Linked DNA regions of Homo sapiens: region 2 is linked to region 1. Evidence: chromatin loops called from intact Hi-C (ENCODE). Cell type or tissue: heart left ventricle. All regions are shown on one strand. Links, peaks and the distances in the headings refer to the core of each region. The heading gives the core; the rest is flanking DNA. Region 1 overlaps LINC02582 (long intergenic non-protein coding RNA 2582). Region 2 has its middle 15 kb from the start of LINC02864.

What was found. Hi-C counts contacts between places; a loop is a spot of excess contacts. Peaks named below come from ENCODE experiments on the same cell type or tissue, not always from the same donor. Only the 100,000 strongest peaks of a DNase experiment are listed, where the experiment ranks them.
Region 2: a loop joins it to region 1, with 4 times the contacts of the local background. A loop is called at or near these places in 3 of 110 quality-filtered maps.

Annotation. Positions count from the first base shown.
Region 1 is chr18:73,330,323-73,340,873 of GRCh38, reverse strand. LINC02582 (long intergenic non-protein coding RNA 2582) reads right to left here. Exons shown (of 3, transcript NR_038340.1): 2 at 8,293-8,409. Among named protein-coding and RNA genes, the nearest start is that of LINC02582, 11 kb to the right of the region's middle. In heart left ventricle, for the core only: no CTCF peak of the experiment used is centred there; no DNase peak of the experiment used is centred there.
Region 2 is chr18:73,274,294-73,284,844 of GRCh38, reverse strand. No RefSeq gene overlaps it. Among named protein-coding and RNA genes, the nearest start is that of LINC02864, 15 kb to the right of the region's middle. In heart left ventricle, for the core only: no CTCF peak of the experiment used is centred there; a DNase peak (open chromatin) is centred at 5,104; H3K27ac peaks cover 212 bases.

The DNA of each region.
Region 1 (10,551 bases), core at 1,640-9,639:
GTCTCATGCAAGAAACAAACTCCCAATACTCTTGTTTTTGCCCTTAACTTTCCTTTTCTCTGTAAAGTTGAATGGTTTGACTTTCATCTTAACAAATGCAAATATTCTAAGCCAAGGTTCATGTCTCTATGATTCATTGCAATACCAAAAGGAAAACAACATATCTGAGTAATGACACATACAACCACTTAAAATTTGGTGTCTGACCCAAAAATCAATTCCGGATTAATGAGTGACAAGAGTCAGATAAAACTATGTTCCTTATTTGCTCAGGCTTAATTTGATTTTCCCAAGCTCAGTTCATGTAATGATAAATTATTGACTAACTCCGAGGGCCCTGCTAACAGAAGTTGTATTGCCGTGAAACCTACTTCACGTGGTTCTCACGGGGCACTTTTCTGGGTGTATACACACAAATGGAATTTATTCTTCTACCTGCCTCAAGGATGAATCGTTATTTGAGTGCTTGGTGCTCTTAAGAATTATGCAGCCCTTATTTCTGGCCAGGATCTTGATGAAACATTTTGCTTCTTGGTTTCAGTTTGTGCAGTTCACCACTTATTCTACCACAGAATCTACCTCAGTCCTTCCACGCTTCATGTTCATTCACTGTGGACCTGAAGGAAACACACTTGCTCTTTTATTAGTGCATGGAGACATAATGAGATAATTTTTTAAAAAACAATAAAATACCCTTGGACAGGTTTCCCAAGAAATTTTCAATCACCCCATAAACAAAGAGACTTTGACAATAATTCTACCTATTGGCTTTATATCTGATGTTATTTTCTAGATTGCTACATAGAGGTGGATTAAGGATTATGTGTCTAACAGTGATTTATAAGTTGAACCTAACACATCATTCTTAAAATTCAACTAATGTCATCCCTCAGAAGTTGCAATAAAATGTCCTTTGCATTTGATATTATTTTGATACTTGATTTTGGTACTCCAGAAGTACTAGTATGGCACAAATACTATTCCGGTGTAATATTATAGCATGAATTCTACTTTAAACTATTTTTTGATATTTGTTATTGTAAAATATTTAAATGTTAAGTAACAGTAAAAAATTATGATTACTTTTAATCTTATTCATAAATCACTATTATGAATGAGCAGGTGGATAGTGCCCTGGATTTTTATATCCATTTACAGACACATATTTGGTTATAAAATATAAGAACATGCTCTCTGAATTATCTCAAAGTTTTTTTTAAAAAGTACATTGCATATACATTTTCCCATCTGTATATGGAAATGTATTTCATTCTTTAAATAACTGCAGACTATGACCTATTACGTGCAGGTATTCATTTATACATGTATACAAATTACTTTATGTAACAAGACATTTTAGATTGTTTCCAATTTAAAAATATTATTGTAAATAATGCTGTAAAGAACATTCTCCTGCTTAATTTTTGTCTGTTTCTACATGATAATTTCCTAGAAGTAAAATTTCTAGGTCAGAGGATATAAAAAAAGTGTATATATTAATATTATTAGTGATCTATTTTATGCTAAAATTGTTGAGCCCATTTATAATCTCAGCTGTAATATATTTTTCAAAATCCTGCTTTCAATAAGCTTACTATGACTATAATTCTTTTTGTTGTTGTTGTTAGGGTATCTCATATTGCTCTGATTCTCATTTACTGGATTAATTCCACATTGTTTAGAAGATATTTTGCATAATCGCAGTCCTTTGAAATTTGTTGAAACTTTGGCTTATCATCTTGGTAATTTCGGAAAATGTTCCATTAACACTTTTAATGAATGTGTATTCTGAAATTATTGGTACTACAATACTTCTTATTCTTGAGTCAAGTTTATAAGTATTATTATCAAGAATAAGAATACTTCTTATCCTTGAGTCAAGTTTATTCATTGGTATCATGTCTCCTTTGATTTAATATATCCTTTCATTTGAGAACTGAGTCAAAATTGCCAACTATGGTCCCCAAATACCTTTTGGAATTGATAGTTTTTTTTTGGTTTTAAATATTTCAAGTAAATATTTATAATTATGTATGTATGTATGTATTTATTTATTTATTTATTTTTTGAGACAGAGTCTCACTCTGTGGCCCAGGCTGGAGTGCAGTGGTGCGATCTCAGCTTACTGCAACCTCTGCCTCCCGGGTTGAAGCAATTCTTCTGCCTCAGCCTCCCAAGTAGCTGGGACTACAGGCGTGCACCACCATGCCAGGCTAATTTTTGTATTTTTAGTAGAGACAGGGTTGCACCATATTGGCCAGGCTGGTCTTGAACACCTGACCTCATGATCCGCCTGTGTCAGCTTCTCAAAATGCTGGGATTACAGGCATGAGCCACTGTACCTGGCCAATACTTATAATTATTTTACTGGAAGATTGACCGTGTTTTAGTTGTACAATGTCTTCATAACTCCAGTATTTTTCATTTTTACCTTCAACTCTACTTTTTCTGATAAAATATATCAGGTATTTTAACCATATTTCAGCTAATGTTTGCATAGTATTTCTTATTCCAGTCATAACTTTCATCTTTTTTGTACGCTGATTATTAAAATGTATACAATTCACATATCACAGGTTTTAAAATTCAATCTGACAATCTGTTTTTTAATTGAAGTATTTTATCTATTTATAGTTAATGTAATGACAAATACAGTGTGTTTAGATCTATCATCTAGTATTTCTTTTCAATGCTCTTTAACTTTCACTTTCATTCTTTTTTTTCTTTCAGACATTTTATTTTGAATAAATAAAGAAAAAGCCAATTTTCTTTACTTTTTATTATCCTTTAGTTATATATTTATAAGGCCGCGGTCATGGTTAGTAGTTTTTTGTTTTTTTTTTTTCATGAAGGTATGGTATCTTTATTTCATTGTTTTTGGATTTTTTTACATAGATTTGTTGACCCTGCTTTAGTTTGTGGCCCTTTGTGACTCTGGGGCTTGATACTGTTCAGATGTTTTAGAAACTTATTGATCATGATCAGATAGTGTTTCTGATCTATTCTCTCCTCGTTGCTCTTCTTGGATTCCAAATTTACGCTATGTTCCATCTATCTCTTCTGCTGTCTTTTATATTTTCCTACTACTCTACTTTTCATAATTTACTCATGTCTAGGCACTGAACATCCTTTTTTTTCCTCCCATGCATTTTGAGCCCAGTGAAAACTCTAATTAGCTTCTTAGACTCAGCTGCTGCTTTCTGTTAGGCTTCTCAGCCTCTAGGCTCCAAGAAATTTGCAGATACACTGAGGGAAATGTGGCACCAAATATTGGGCTTCCATGGCTGTACTTGCCAACTTTGGCATCTTCACTCTCAAGGTTGTCTGCCCTGGGAGCCAAGAATTGTAATTTTTGTCTCTGCAGTGCTGTGCAACTCCCGATAGCCCTCATCAGCTTTTGTCCTGGTAGCTGCTACCTTTTTCTCTTACCTATTTCTCAATCAAATAAAGAAAATTAATGTAAGAATTCTGAGTCATAGCTCCTTGTATCACATCAACAGTGATTACAATTTTTAGCTCATGAAGAAAATTACCATGATTGCTCTCCTACAAATAATTCATTATTCACTTATTTTTCAGGACACTTACAGGAGATCTATATTTGGCTAAAATTTTGCTAATTTTTCTACTTTATAAAAAAGATTGTCAACTTGAAAAATATCAGTTCTTGGAATATCTTCAAAATTTGTCAAGTTCAATTGATTTTTTGAAGTGTTTCATTTATCCTGGAATCTTATATTATTTCAGGTACAATAGATTATACTTTACGGTTGAAAACATTTTTTTTTATTTTGTATTACTCCATATAGCGTTCTGCCTGCCACAGAACAGTTATTTCTTCATAATTGATTTCTTTTCTTTTTTTTTTTTTTTTTTTGAGATGGAGTCTCGCTGTCGCCCAGGCTGGAGTGCGGTGGCGCGATCTCGGCTCACTGCAGGCTCCGCCTCCCAGGTTCACGCCATTCTCCTGCCTCAGCCTCCCGCGTAGCTGGGACTACAGGCGCCCGCCACCACGCCTGGCTAATTTTTTGTATTTTTTTTTTAGTAGAGACGGGGTTTCACCGTGTTAGCCAGGATGGTCTCGATCTCCTGACCTTGTGATCCGCCTGCCTTGGCCTCCGAAAGTGCTGGGATTACAGGCATGAGCCACCGCGCCCGGCCCATAATTGATTTCTTTAGAGCCATCATCATATTCTTACATTAACGTACTGGTAAGGGAAATTTTTCCACTTCTCAAAAAGATTTTAATCAGTTGTTATTTTCAGTTAAAAATAAACATAACTTTTATAAAGATTAAGAAAATAGCATAAATCACTGGCACATAGAGAAACTTTCATATAACTATAAATATTAAAATATGCCCTATATTGAATCTTGTTGTGCTTGTTCAGTCATATTCTAAGTAACAGTATTAACTTAAGAAGAGGGATTCCATGTTTTCTGGGCCAGTTTTGCACAATTTGTGCCTCAAAGTTTGCCTGCATGGAAATGCCAGCTAATTTTTTCACTGCAAAGTTTTCATAATCTGCTATTTGGATGAAAACTAACAGCATATATCACCTTATTTTAAAATACAAAATGTCGCATTGATAAAACATCCTGTTCTAGTTTCTATTGCCACTTAACACACCATCCTGAATTTAGGAGCTTAAAACTGTGGTGAATGTATTCTTACGATTTTGTGGGTTAGAAATTGAGGAAGGTCTTGGCAATTTCCTTGCTCTAGTCTGGTGTTAAATGGTTTTCTGCTGATAGCAGGGGGGCAGGGCCACATTGTTCAAGATGATTCCACCGACAGGCTTGCTACCTCTACCTCGGTGGGAAAAGGTAACCCTGATTGCTATCTCTCTCCCTCCATGTGGCTTCTGGGCTGCTTCATGAGGGTTCTCTAATAGAGCAGTCATATTCTCTACATGACATTTCTAGGCTTGAGAGCAGCATGGGAACTGCCACTCTTCGAAAAGGCTATCCAGAAACGGTGTACCACTCTTTCCATTTTACCTTAGTATCAGAGAAGTCACAGGCAAGACCAAATTCAAGGAGAACAGAAATAGATCCCACTTTTTAATGGGAGGATTGTTAAATAAATTATATGTATTTGTTTAATACAATGCTGTATAAATCAGCATTATTACTAATACTATTAATGCTAACAAATATATCCACTGCATTTTCTCATGATTTTTAAACCTTTTCTCTAAATGCATACCAACAGGAAGGCTATTGAATTATTACTATGTTGAGCCCAAAGCCATTTTTTTGGAAATTATAATAATTTCTTCCTGATTGTTATGAGCATTTTTATATTATCAGTAATTCAAACGTGACCCACCTGTTTTTTCTAAGTGCTTCCTATGGTTTGATTATTTGAGATATTATAATTTGTTTCCTGAATTTATTTTTCATATTTCACACCAAGAAGGCATTCCATAGACATTTCTTTTTTTTTTTTTTTTTTTTTTTTTTGAGACAAAGTCTCGCTCTGGCCCAGGCTGGAGTGCAGTGGTGTGATCTCGGCTCACTGCAAGCTCCGTCTCCCAGGTTCATGCTATTCTCCTGCCTCAGCCTCCCAAGTAGCTGGGACTATAGGCACCCACTACCATGCCCGGCTAATTGTTTTGTATTTTTAAAAGAGATGGGGTTTCACCATGTTAGCCAGGATGGTCTCGATCTCCTGACCTCGTGATCGCCCACCTCGGCCTCCCAAAGTGCTGGGCCATAGACATTTTAGCAAATAGCATTTATCCCATCATTCTTCTTGAGATTTTGTGTCTTGTTTGGTTTGGTTCTATAGATTTACAGAAAAGATGATAATATGGGATTATGTGATATTTGTGTAATACTATTAAATCAAAGAACTGATAAGCCAGTGACCAGAATGAGTTAAATTGTTGCCTAATAAACTTCACTTACATGAGGGAGTAGTTAATAAATGGAATAATTCTGAAGACCTATAAAATTAGTTGGGAGAACTAGATACATATGCAGATTGGACTAAGGCTAAATTTATAATGAATGTTCCCTGGAAAAGCAGATAGACATTGGAGTTAGGTATATATTTAGAAATGAAAATATTCCTATGGTATTTTTATGTGATTAAAAAATACAGAGCTTCAACTGGAAATCTTCTATTTTATAATAATTTGCCAGATTATAGAAAACAACTATCAGAAGTAAAACATGTATAATATCTACAGGGATAATTAATTTCTTAAGAATATATTTCAAAGCCACATCACTGTAATATTGATGCAAAGCAGAATTCTTGGGGAAAAAAACCATCAAATATTTGCATCTTTATCACATCATCACTTTGATCACTGAATCACTGTCAGCTGATATATCTAGCTAATGATGGAACTTCTGTGGAGGTCCTCCAATTTAGAGATTTTTCTGAGAAAGGGGAACAGGAGATTCTAAATTCTTAATAAGGTCAATCCAATTATTAACATGAAAAAGAATGACTGTTCAACCTAATCAGGAAGCATATTCTAGTATTATAAAAGTTTCTTAGAGCATACACACACACACACACACACACACACACACACACACACACACATATGTAGCCCCATTAGTAAGCTTCTAATAAAAGAGTGAAAAAATAGTAGAGCTAATTTAATGGGGAAAACCAAATGAAGAATGTAAGATCATGTACCCTTAACAGATGTCCTAATTAGATGTCATTAAGGAGACTATTCGGTGAATTAAAATTGAGCCTTTCACTTACTACCAAAAATATATCTATATCGTTTAATTTAAAATGGAGCTGTTATATAGGCTGAAATACCCACCTGTGAAATAGGAAAGTAGGTCTGAATTGTCTGGAATCGGTCTGTCATGCTCATTACAGTTCTAGGTCACTAAGGGGACATTGGATATCTAACACTACTAACTGAAATTTTTAAATGGAGAATAAGGCAAACTAGTTTTCACAAAGGTTCATGAAGATTTATAAATAGTTCACAAGGTCTTTGAGGATGTTTTAAAATTTGTTCTTTGATACAAAATAAAGTATTACATTATACAGATTTTTTTTTTCATTTTTAATGGTAACTTCCTGTGGAAACACATTTTGAAAGAATAATAATTTAGTTTTTCAGGCCAACATTTCTCAAACTAGGAAGTAAGCCATAAACCCGTTAAGCCCTCTGGGATATTGGAGGCATGTATTTTTCTTTTTAACAAAGATTTTTATAATATTCAAGCGTGACATACAAAGCAGCGATTAATGCATTTTTCCCCCTGCTGCTTAGTTAGTGCTATACAGAGAAACACGTGATGAACATCGGAATGGTATTAGTGTTCCTAATAATATTTACCTATATTTACTAATAAATTTCTTGTAATTAGATACAAGAATGACAAAATATAGTAGCAAAACTCGAAACCTTAGCCGGGCACGGAGGCGCATTCCTGTAGTCCCAGCTACTTGAGACCTGAGGTGGGAAGATTGCTTGAGCCAGTAGATGCGTTACTATGTTGCTGAGGCAGGCCAGCCTGTGCAATATAGCAGTAGATCTCTTAAAACAAGACAAAAAATACTTCCTAATCTTGTAAATGTGTTTATAGAATTCCCTTTTGTGTTCAGTCCACCTGTTCTTGTCCGTTTGGCTAATGTCCAATTGACTTTTGTTAAATTCTCTAAGGGAAGGCTCCCCATTTAACCAATCAGAATAGGTGAGGCCCAGGCATCCTTCCATTCCATACCTCCAACCTGGTGCCTCACCTAGGATCCAATGATGCTTCTGGGGGATTACACAAAAGGAGTCAAATTGGGGAAGATTTTAGGATAAAGTTGTATTGCTATAAAGCAGTAATAAACTCTACAAGTGTGAGAACATAAAAAGCAGAGAGATCTGAGAAAGAATGAATCTCCTTAATCCTGAAGGTATAAATATTTTATTTATATAATCCCTAAATCTCCTAATACATCGCATTCAATATGTGTTTAAAAGAGTAGATTCCTGTGCTGATTAACAAACATACCTATGGTTGACTGATGAGCCATTGAACTTAGAGGTCCGCTTTACATCATGTGTGATTATGATACCCCTTCTAACGTACAGAAAGTTCTTTCTCCGGGAATCAGTTTGTCAATATATGTAACCAATTATTAAATGGAGCAGGACTCCAAGCACTAGCAGGGCACCTCTCTTTATTTTTCTATAATCACATTCTTTAAACTTGCTCTTTCCAAGTGTCCTTCACTACCATTTAACAGCATCTGGGTGTAACTAAAACTTTCTTTTTAATTTCAGGACTCATTATCTTTCAGAACGACTTTCTTACCTCCTCTTCACAAACTTTCTCCCCTTCTCCCAGCTCAGATCTGGCTCTGCTGGTATTGCTGGCTCTCACTTTCCTTCTTGCTCTTCAGTTTCTCCTTGAACAACAAATCTTCAAGGTCTCTAGGGAAGAAGGAACAGACTTCACATAAAAGACAAAATAAGTTTTTATTTGATAGGTGTAAAATGTATTTTTCTTAGTTAACAACCACAAGGAATAGTTCAGAAGTCAATATTTCTGGGTCCCTCAGGAGCCAAAGCACTTGATTTTAATGCAGTTGAATTTATGTTAATGTCCTTTCATACAGATTGCAATTTTTTTTTTACTTAAGAAATCCTATCTAAGGTTGTAATGATATGTTTCCACATTGCTTTTGAAAATGTGTTTTGCAATGGATTTTTAATATACATTAATAGGCATTAATTTTGACACTGGTTCGATTTTTTTTTTTCCATGTGGATTCTGAATTGACCCAATAACACTCATTTTATAGGCCGTATTTTTCTACTCACTTGAAATCCAAGCCTTGTCATTAATCAAAGCTTAATTTGTGCTTTGTTCCTTTTGGACTCTTTATTTTTCCATCCATTTGACTATTCCTGTTCTAATACTCCATTATCTTAATTCTTAAACAATGACACGTTAATTCTTGATAGAGATTCAGAAAAATCACCTCATCTTGTTTTATTCTTAGTCATTTGCATTTCTACATACATTTAAAAATATTCCTGTCAATTTGTATGCAATCACACACACATTTCACACTTGTGTGCATGTATTTTCACAAGATTTTTTATGGGAATTGCATTGGATCTATACATCAATTTGATTAGAAGTCATATTTTTAGAGAAAGGGAAAGAGGTGTGTGTCTAATATATATACAGAGAGAGATTATGTAAGTAGTAGGCTCACTGAATTTGGGAGACTGATAAATTCAAAATCTGCAGGCCAGGCAGCAGGCTGGATGCGTGCTCAAGGAAGAGTGGATGTCACAGCTGGAGTCCAAAGGCCCTCTAATTGTCAGGTTTCCCTCTTCCTAGGGGAGGTCTGTCTCTTTCTTAAGCCTTCAACTGATGGCATGAATCTCACCCATGTTATGGAGGGTACTATACTTTTCTCATATTCTACTTATGTGTTAATTTCATCTAAAAATACCTGCCCAGCAACATGTAGACCTGTTTCAACAAGTATCTGTGTACTATGGGCTAAACAAGTTTACACATAAATTAACTATCCTGTATAATATGGTTTGGCTCTGGGTCCCTACCTAAATCTAACCTTGAATTGTAGTAATTTTCATGTGTCCTGAGAGGGACCCAGTGGGAGGTAACTGAATCACGGGGGCGGGTCTTTCCCATGTTGCTCTCCGTTAGTGAATAAGTCTCACGAGATCTGATGATTTTATAAATCATCAGATTTATAAAAGCTCTCTCTTGCCTGCCACCATACAAGACGTGACTTTGCTCCTCCTTTGCCTTCTGCCATGATTGTCAGGCTTCCCCAGCCATGTGGAATTGTGAGTCTATTGAACTGCTTTCCTTTATAAATTGTATTACGTGACTTTGCTCCTCAGGTATGTCTTTATTAGCAGTGTGAGAACAGACAAATACACAGTATATGGTTATATATAGTTTTATATGGATATAGTTGTATAACTGTTAAACCTTATAATTACATACAGCTGAATATTGTATTTCACACACACCTACCTGTAAAACTACATACGTTTTTTTAAAACAAGATTTTTATTTTGCTCTACCTTCTTCATGAGTTCTAATAACCTATCAGTCAACTTGTTTTTTATATGAACAAGCATGTTATCTATAAAGATGTTTGATTTATTACTTTTCAATCATTTAATTACACAGTTATAAGAGATATAATTGACTTATTCCTGATCTTTAACAAATAAGATTTCAATTTTACCACTAATTTATGACATTTGTTATGGATTTTTTGTGATAACCTATTTTAGTCTAAGGGATCTTTCTTCTAAATTTAGTTTATATGTTATTTTAAATAATTTATTCCAAGTTATATTAAATCCTTTTCAGCACCTACTGAGGTAATCTCTATTATAATTTGATAATATCTTGAATTAGTGAATTTGTTCTAATAATATACAATCTTGCATTCTTGATAGGAAACTAATTAGTTTTAATATATTACCAATTTATTATACATTGCTGGATTCATCTTACTAACTTATGTTTAAGATACTTTTCATGTGCGTCCATGTGAAGAGGCCACCAAACAGGCTT
Region 2 (10,551 bases), core at 962-8,961, 55 kb after region 1:
TAGAACGTCACTAAATGGTTGTAGGTAACAGCAAGAACCTCTGGCAATTTATCCACAACCTCCTTTCTTTTTCCCTCCCCCCAAGCAGAGTTGACAGGAAGCTGTGTTCCAGACACATGTAGCCAAAAACACAGGGCTCCATCTTACCCCGGCTCCCACGCTCCAGCTATAAAATCTCTGCAGGAGGGCAGGTAAGCAGCATTTGTATCCTGCCAAATTCTGTGTTGTGTTGCAGAAGCTCCTCAGGTAAGAGTGGCTGAAAGATTTTGGGCTCCCTTCCTCTAATCAGTTCATACTTTAGAGTGGAAGCATAGCAGGTCAAGAATACCGGCCTCCAATAGTCTTTGTTCCAGTTTGCTTGTATAGTACGGTTTTTTTTTTCTTTTTCTTTTTCTTTTTTTTTTTGAGACTGAGTTTCCCTCCTGTTGCCCAGGCTGGAGTGCAATGGCGCGATCTCGGCTCACCGCAACCTCCGCCTCCTGGGTTCAAGCAATTCTCCTGCCTCAGCCTCCCAAGCAGCTGGGATTACAGGCATGCGCCACCATGCCTGGCTAATTTTGTATTTTTAGTAGAAACGGGATTTCTCCATGTAGGTCAGGCTAGTCTCAAACTCCCGACCTCAGGTGATCCATCCGCCTCGGCCTCCCAAAGTGCTGGGATTACAGGCGTGAGCCACCGCGCCCAGCCTTACAGTAGAGTTTCAATGCTGGGGAAGGCAAATTGAGGAGAACTGTTCATACCTGATGAGTGAGGCAAGAGAGAAGCCTGCAGGTACTGTCCCTGCCCCCAGCTCTGGAGCAGAGTTCTGAGGTTTTACATAGCCACAGTGGTAGCCCATAAACATTCCAAGATTCCTTGCTGACCTCAGAGGAACTGCCTTTACTTGAAAGAGAACACAGGAAGGTTCAAAGGCCATGGCCACAGTCATAAACAATGGTTATTTTGATGTAAGCAATAAAATTGCTAGTTCCCCGAGAGCAACAAGCTAAACCATACAGCAGCTAGTTTTTTAACTGACAGAGCCTGGGATAGAGACCGCTCAGTGCCTTCTTGGTTGGAATAATCCTCAAAGACTGGACTTAAAGACTACCTGAGCAAAAATAACTGAATTTAATTGGATTCGCTTGTAGGACAATTTATACCTCTGGACGTTGCTGAAAACAATGGGACATCATTCTACAATTAGTGTAAGCTAACAGCGAGGTGTAATACCAATGGAGGCATAAGGATTAACACAGAGATGAGAGAAAGAGCCTTGCTCTAATCATTGTCATCTGAGGATGAAAATGTCCGAGGCTGCACCATCTGATGAACAATGACATTGGCTGCACACTGCAGAGAATACACATCACTCAAAGAGTCTTGCCAAGGCACTAAACAAATAAAGAAGCAAACAACAACAAACTAGAGGAAGGGGAATGGAAATTAGTAACCAGAATTGCTACAATATATTATTGAAAGTGTCCAGTTTTTTTTAAATTGTGGTTTACACACATCTACACACACACACACGCACACACACATAGACACACACACACAGGAATAAAGAAATGTATGACTCACATAGGAAATAAAAGTAGGCAACAGGAACTGCCTTTGAGAGTGCCCAGATGTCAGGCATGGCAAACAGAAACTTTAAATCAGCTATTATAAATATGTTTGGCCAGGCATGGTGACTCACACCTGTAACCCCAGCACACTGGGAAGCAGAGGCAATGTGTTTACCAGTTATCTTAAATTTTAGACCTATCTATGGTTACCTCAGCGCATGTCACCTTGCACATGGGCAGTGGTTCCATGATGGTCTTACAGCAGAGGGCCACATCTACCTACTGCATATGGCCTCCAGCTCCCAGAGAAAGGCAGAATCAAAGCCCAGAGCTTTTACCTGCTAAGGCAAAAATTCCCTGTTCTTCTGTGTCTATCACTGTACAATCTGTGGTATGCATTGCCATGTACTGCTCAGCACTAACTAACATTCTAACCTCTATCCGGAGAGCCTGCATTTGATTTCAGGGAGTGCATGCATTAAATCAACTTTTCTCATGCCTACACGATAATATAAAATTTCCATGTTTTAATATTAGAAATCAATAAAGAATGTAGTGCAAATTTTGTCATTATTCACATTAAAAACACCCTGGGAGATGACTTTGTTTATTTAATCAAGAGGGAGTTCCGTTGGTGGTCAGCAGACTTACCAAACTGAAACTCTATTTGGACTCACCACTGAAGTATATGCTTGATGCAAAAAATAATTTTCATAAAGCATTGTAAATATATATATATATATATATATATATATATATATATATATATTTTTTTTTTTTTTTTTTTGAGACAGAGTTTCACTCTGTCGTCCAGGCTGGAGTGCAGTGGCACTCCACAGTGCAGTGGCATTCACGGCTCACTGCAGCTTTGACTTCCTGGGCTCAAATAATCCCACCACTGAGGCCGCCTGAGTAGTTGGGACTACAGGTATGCACCACCATGCCCAGCTAATTTTTTTTTAATTTTATTTTTTGTAGAGACGGGCTCTCAATAGGTCGCCCTGGCTACTCTGGAACTCCTGGCCTCAAGTAATCCTTCCACCTCTGCCTCCCAAAGTGCTGGGATTCCAGACATGAGCTACTGCACTCAACCAAAAAATCTGTTTGTTTCCATCAGAGTCAAGTATTTTCAAATTATTTCCAAATTTCTTTAAATATTTGTAAAATTTATATAAAAATTTTTACAAAGTAAATTCTCAGGAATAAACAAAATTTATTTTATTACTTATTAACACTTATTTATATTATTTCCTACTTCTAGTTATGCTATTTCTCAACACATTTTTATTGTACTATTAGTTACGATGCCATTAAAACAAAGGATGTTAATTAAACATTAAAATGAAAAATGAATAAAACATGTCCTACATAAACCTTGTTCCTGAAGTAGTATATATCAATTGCAATTACTTTTGTAGCATTTATAGCAGTAAACGTTATGATCATGCCCCCAAATTTAAAGATTTACATAAATCAATTCTGAAAAGCCAGTATTTACAAATTGTAATCAGTTGTTTCTGATTCCCAACTGTATTATCAGCTTAAGATTTTTGTAATTTTGTCCTATATAACTTCATTAAGCCACCAACTTTCCACTATATGCCTGTAAGAAAATGTGTACATGAATGTATTTGACCACTTGGAATTAGGCGCACATTTGAGATATTGCCATGAACACACCTCAGCTGGATGCTCTGCAGTGACCCCCTCCCCTTAAACCTCCCAAGAAACAAGGGAAATGCAGGACTTTTTGACAACTTACTATGTGCCAGGGAAAATTAAGCATTGTTTTTCTTCCTTCAGTTTTTAAAAGATTCGTGCAAGTTCATTTATTTTGTTTTAAATGAGAAACCCTATTATATATATTGACTTTGAAGAAAAAAAAATTCCCACTACCTGACTACTTTAATTTTTTTAACTTCAAAACAAAATACACTTTTGGTTTCTAATTAATAACGTTGCATTCTGTAATAGAAAATGAGTTAATGAATGAACCCATGAACTTCTTGACAGCGTGGTGTCTCAGCCATACATGTTATCTTCCCTAGGGCGGATGGAGCATGTATGATAAGGCCGTGATTGCCGGAGCACAATTAAACCAGTAAATTGTTTACTAATGGCAGACAGCAGCAGGAGCTAACTTTCTCTGTTAATCATAAGGTTTTGTTTCTACCACGGTACTGTTGCAACATCAGAGTCACCATATAGTTCAATATAAATGCAGTTTCCAAAACGAAGTTTGCTTTACCTTCGATGACTAACTTTTTTATTAGACCCATGGATATGTAGACAAAGCCTAAGCTTTAGAGTAATTCAGATAAAAAGTTTAATGGTTTAAGCAGAAATCACTGTAATTTAGGGGAGAATTAGACTGCATGTTAAAAACCTAGAACAAGATGTGATCACTTTTTACTGCGGAAAACATACCACTGCAAGGTGAGTGGGAACAACCACATTTCACCTTCTGCTGTTAATTTCTATATTCCGATTTCCCCTTTGCAAAGAATGGGAAAACAAATTAGTTAAAATCTTCTGCTTAAAACTGATATTTCCGCCTGTAATTCCAGCACTCTGGGAGGCCGAGGCGGGCGGATCACGAGGTCAGGAGATCGAGACCATCCTGGCTAATGCGGTGAAACCCCGTCTCTACTGAAAATACAAAAAAGTAGCCGGGCGTGGTGGCGGGCGCCTGTAGTCCCAGCTGCTCCGGAAGCTGAGGCAGGAGAATGGCGTGAACCCGGGAGGCGGAGCTTGCAGTGAGCGGAAATGGAGCCACTGCACTCCAGCCTGGGCGACTGAGCAAGACTCCGTCTCAAAAAAAAAAAAAAAAAAAAAAAGATATTTCCTCATGGAGTCTATGTCATTTTTATACGGAGAAATGGAAATATTCTTCCCTAACACCCAGCCATATAACTACATCTACATTTCCTAGAACTCAACAAAAGTCACATCTGATATAAAAATCCTTCCTTCGTCCTTGTCTACATCCACGTTGAAACTGTAAGAATTTCTCAAGACCAGATTACATCAGAGAAATGCTATTTTGGAAAGTGAGGCTGAAAGCATGCCACTTTCTTTTGTTTAATTTCTTCAAATTTCTCCATTGAGGTTTTGTATCATTTTCATTTTCTTCTCCACATTTTTTTATTGTCTCCTGCTTTTTCCTTTTTTTCCCTTAAAAGGTTAATCGTTTTATCTTCATGTCCTTGTATACAACATCTGCCAGTAGTTCTTTCATCAGTAACTTCATTAGACTAACTATAAAGTATTTTAATGTTGTATAATCTCTCCATTGCTTTGCAATCATATAAATATTCCATAATTTCTGTTTGCATTACAGTCAGCTCTTCCTGGGCTCTCATTATGTGTGGTCACTAGTAAACATTGCGTGACATCTAGACTGCTTAATGGGTGCCACTTAAAGCCATGGTGTACTAGATTCTGATCCTGAGCCACCTTAGAGCTGTGACTGTGGTCATGCCCAATTTTCCCGTCACCCAAACGTTGGCGGTTTGCTCTGTTCACGGAGGAAAGACTTCAGCAGTCACACACACTGCTACCACAGCCGTAGAGCCAGGCGACCGCTCATGCCAATGAGAGACAGAGGAACCGCAAGCACAGCATGCTGGATGGGAACCAGCTGCCTCGCCTGCACTCTGTCCAGACAGCTCGGCCAAGAGACAAGCCTCTGTGGTCCCACCTTGCCAGAAGCTGCTCGGAGGTGCCAGAAAATACAGTCTGGGTGCCTACAGGAGTGAAATTCCTGTGAGCAGATTCTGTCCAATGGAAGTCAGAAAACTAAACAAGCCAGGCAGATGAATTCTCCTTCTTTCAGTCCCTGAGGAACTGTTCTGAGATGTAGTCACTTATATTTCATAGAACAAATATATATATATATATATATATTATTTTTTTTTTTTTGAGACAAGGTCTCACTTTGTACCCCAGGCTGGAGTGCCGTGGTGTGATCACAGCTCACTGAAGCCTCAACCTTCTGGACTCAAGTGATCCTCCCACCTCAGCCTTCCCAGTAGCCGGGACCACAGGTGTGCACTACCACACTGGGCTAATGTTTGTATTTTCTGTACACACTGAGTCTGGCTATGTTGCCCAGGCTGGTCTTGAACTCCTGGGCTCAAGTGATCCACCCACCTTGGCCTCCCAAACTGCTGGGATTGCAGGTGAGAGCTCCCATGCCCAGCCAGAACAAATAATTCTTGAACAAGCCAGGGCACTTTGTCAGAATTGGCAGGAACACTGTTAACAATTATACTGTGACAGTAATATAAGTGAATTATCCCAGGCAAGCAAAAATACATGCTAAGCCTTTTCTTAATTTTCTCTGAGCAACTTCTATGAGACCACAGTGCCTCGTGTTTGCCCTCTCTTCCTCCTTCACTGCTTCTCCTTCTCCCTCACCCCTCCTTCCCTGACATTGCACTTCTCCGTGTGGGTGAGGATGGATTTTCCTCAGAGTCTTGGGCTCAGGCAGTTGGTACCAGGAGTGGATGGTCCTTCAGATTTGGTTTGGAGTTGATTATTTCTCATCAGTCTAAAGCCAATAAAACCCCCATAGCTGCTAGAAAGTGGGGTGATGATATCCCTGGAATGCTGAAACAAGCACCTGCTTCCAAAAGTTGGGAGAAGACCTCATGGAGACCCTGAGCCTACCCCCTAGCAGCTCCTTTTTGAGTTCAGTTGCCCAATGCACCTAGGACACACCTGGTAAGGTACAAGGCTTGTTGCTGCTCTTCACACCTCCTGACAGTGAGGAAGACAGGCAGTGTTTGGTCACCTGTTGGAATCTCCCAATCATATATCAAACTTCGGAATTAGATTCTGCTCTGAGATGGTTGTCACTATTGAGTGGGGCCTCCCATGGGATCCAGACTGTCACGAGTTATCCTTACATTCAAGCCATTTGGCCTAATTGATCTTATGGCACTATAAATATTAGGACTATAGATGTCCATGTGAAGATGGACTCCATATGAGGTTTCTGTTGGGTCCCAGTAGGCGACCCCACAAAGCAGATTCTCATTGCAGAAGATTTTTCACCATTTAAAAAATTATTCCTGCCCCTCCTAGAGGCTGAGTGCCTGACCGTGATTCCAAGTGAGTGTGTAACTGGAGATACTGATTGTGAGATGAATTTTATCAGATTCACCTGTTGATTCCTTTAAACAGTAGCAGCTTTCTGAACAAGAAAAAAACATGTAAGATCAGACCAAAGGAGTTCCAGAAATTACACTAAAATGGACAAATGACCCAGGATGCATGGCCGCTCCCTCTGCTCTCTGAATGCCTCACTCTCTTCTGGACCACAAGGGGTTCTTTATGAGCAATTTACAGAGGTTCAAAGTCAATGACACCATGGTTTGAGCCAATTTCACATATTTGTTGGTGTGATGCCTTGACACTATCTGGAAATGAACTACTGTATATCATAACCCCACTGAAAGATTATCTCAAGAAACAACCTTGAAAAAAAAATTCTATTATTCGGTAGAGCTCTAAGCAGTACTCTTCTTTGTTCAAAGGGAGTGAGTAAGCACCTTAGGTAAGGACCCATATGGGATCTGGGAAGCTGGGAAGTGGCAAATGGCTTGGCTGTTTGTTCAGCAGGCTCTAGGAAACAGGACTGGAATACAAGTGATAAAGGGCCTTAGAAAATACTATGTGGGTGGATTTGTGAAAGTAGGGACAAATCTTGGAGCCTCTGTGTCTCATGTTGTAATCCATCAGAGAACACCCATCATGGAGATGCTGAACAAACATGTATAAGAAGGACTTTTGCAATTGAGGTCAGCCAGATCCTGTCTGACTCTGAATGCTATGAATCCACAACAGAGTGGCACTGGAGGCAGAAATAGAGACCGTAGACCTGTGCAGCAGCATGGGACCCTCTCACCTAGGCTAACATACTCAACTAACCACAGCAGAGTGCACTGACTGACACTTAGCTGTTGACGTGACGATATGTTTTGGAGAGATCTATCAACAACCTGGTGGCAAGTTGATTATACCGCAGAGGAAATTGTTGTTTATCCTTATTGAAATCAGCTCATACTCTGGATATAGGCTTTCCTTTCCTACCACAGTGCCTCTGCAATGCTTGATCTATTTGGCATGATATTTGATATATTTGCCTCAGAACCAGAAACCTATTTTGTGGCAAAGGGAGGAGAGAGAAAAATAAAGAGAAAAAGAGGTAATTAATGCAAATTTATTGATATTTATTTACTGATACTTACCAATAATATCTTAGAAAGACATGATTGAATATGTATCAATATCTTATATATGATATTCGATATTAAAAATATCAATAATTGCACAGGGTATCCAGTCCTTATTTGTTGAATTTGTAGCAGAAACCTACAAAAAGTTTACAAAGTAAAATAACAAGGGTTCTTAAAAATCACAATTTGATAGCAAGAATGCAAAGCTCCATGGAAGGACTGAAAAATAAAGTTGCAAAAATCCTGAAGAATGAAACCAAAGTACAGAGATGTCAAATAAAGGTGGACTTTTTCAGGCCAATGCAGGAGGTTTAACATATGACTAACAGAAGTTCCAAAAAAACAAAGAGAATTAAAAAAACCCAAAGAGAAAAAAATTATAAAAAGTAAAATTCCAAGTGCTAAAAGGTATATATATTAAGAAATTGCCTGTTGATAAATCTTATGGATGAAACTAGATCCATAGCAAGTTAATTGTAAAGTCTCAAAAGCTTGGTGTGGGCAAGCGACTCCAACAAGCTTCCAGAAAGAGGATTGTCCAAAGATTCAGCTGTGAAGAGATTTTACATATTGATCATAGTATTGAACACTGAATACTGAATATTGATCCAATCAAAATCATATTGTAGCATGATTAGAAAATTGAAGATGCCAGAAGGGTGTGTGTGTATGTGAGGCAACGGGGGTTGGAGACAGAGAGACCTAAATACATAATATCCTTAATCTGAAGTCAATAAAAAGTAGTTTTTCTTTATACTTTTTGAGAATATTATCCAATAACACTTTCCTGAGGAATTTTTATCTTTCTATTACTTCTAATTTTTATCTTTCTATTACTACCTGGAAGACAACTTTAAAAGATAACACATAATAGTGAAAGTTGGACGTTTGTAATTAAAAGGATCAAAAACGTGTCTTGGTGCTGTCACTCACTCCTGTAATCCCAACATTTTGGGAGGCCAAGGTAGGTGGATTGCTTGAGGCCAGTAGCTCAAGACCAGCCTGGGAAAGATCCAATCTCTCTAAAACAACAACAGCAACAAACAAACAAAAAGAAAAAACAATGTGTTTTGAACAAAGATAAATAACCTTAAAAATAAGGTGGAATCTTTAACAGTGCACTCAAAAATTAAATAATTAAATCCTTAAATCTGATAAAATGGAATGTGCATCATAGCTTATTTCCATAAATACTATTGGAAGTAATGTTTTTAAGTTTGTAACAAGATTTATAGTTATTGAAGATGAATGTATTGGGATCATTGACATTTGAATAATTAGCATTTGAAATTTGCAGCTATTTATATTACAGATAAAATGGGTTTAAAACCAAGTAAAATCCTAAACAAAAAAAAAAGGCAGTGAATCTATTATAGGCGATAGGAAATCTCACTGAAAAGATAATTGTATTAGTCTGTTTTGTGTTGCTATAACAGAATAGGAGCCAAGAATACTCAGACTGGCTAATTTATAAGGAAAAGGAGTCTGTTTTATTCAAGGTTTTGCAGGCTGGGGATTTCGAGGGCATGATCTAGCTTCTAACGAGGGCTTTGCGCTGCCTCAAAACATGGCAGAGAAGGTCAAAAGGGAAGTGGACACATGGGTGGAGGCAAGATCTGGAGTGTCCCAGCTTTACAACAACACTCCTGCTTGGGAAATATCCATTCCCACAAGAACTAATCCTGTTTCACCACAGTGAAAATTAAACCTGGAAGTTTGAAGTTGCAGTGAGCTATGATTGCACCACTGCATTCCAGCCTGGGTGGCAGAGTGAGACCTCGTCGTTAAGAAAAAGAAAGAAGAAAGAAAGAACAAAACAAACAAACAAATAAACATATATAATAATCACACATCATTCATAGACAGGTGCTGTCAGTAATTCAAGGAAAGAAAAAAGACATAAGAAGTAAGATAGTATCTCCTTGAGACTACTAGGCTTTATTTCTAACTTCCTTCACAAATAGTAGTCTCCACTTTTCACTTAGGCGGTTGCCACACTATTGTATGACTGATGTTAAAGAGTAACACAATGATGCGACTCTGATGTCAAAGAGGGATGTGCCATTCATGCTCTCTCTGCTTTGACGTCCATGGGTCATTATGTACCTATGTCCTGGTAACGGACCTCACATTCAATTGATTTTATTTGGGTAAGAGTTTCCTACTTGCTTCCTCTTTTTATTATTTTTAAAGGTAATCTGAAATCTCAATAACATAGGCAAATAAAATATTTAAAAAGCATATGCATATATTTATCAAGTTCAATGAATAAGTAAAACTTTATTTTTAACATACGAAGATGCACAAATTTTGCTCCCACATTTCTTGATAATAAATAAAGAATAGAGGAGACAAGGGATTCAAGACAAACCGGCCCATCTAAGTGGAATTAGGAAAAAGTAAAAGAAAAAACAAAGGCCGGGCACGGTGGCTCATGCCTGTAATCCCAGCACTTTGGGAGGCCGAGGCGGGCGGATCACGAGCTCAGGAGATCCAGACCATCCTGGCTAACACGGCAAAAGCCGTCTCTACTAAAAATACAAAATATTAGCCAGGCGTGGTGGCAGGCGCCTTCCAGTCCCAGTTACTCGGGAGGCTGAGGCAGGAGAATGGCATGAACTCAGGAGGTGGAGCTTGCAGTGAGCCCAGATCGAGCCACTGCACTCCAGCCTGGGCGACAGAGCAAGACTCCGTCTCAAAAAAAAAAAAAAAAAAGAAAAGAAAAAAAAGGAACACTAATATCCCTAACTTATAAAGGG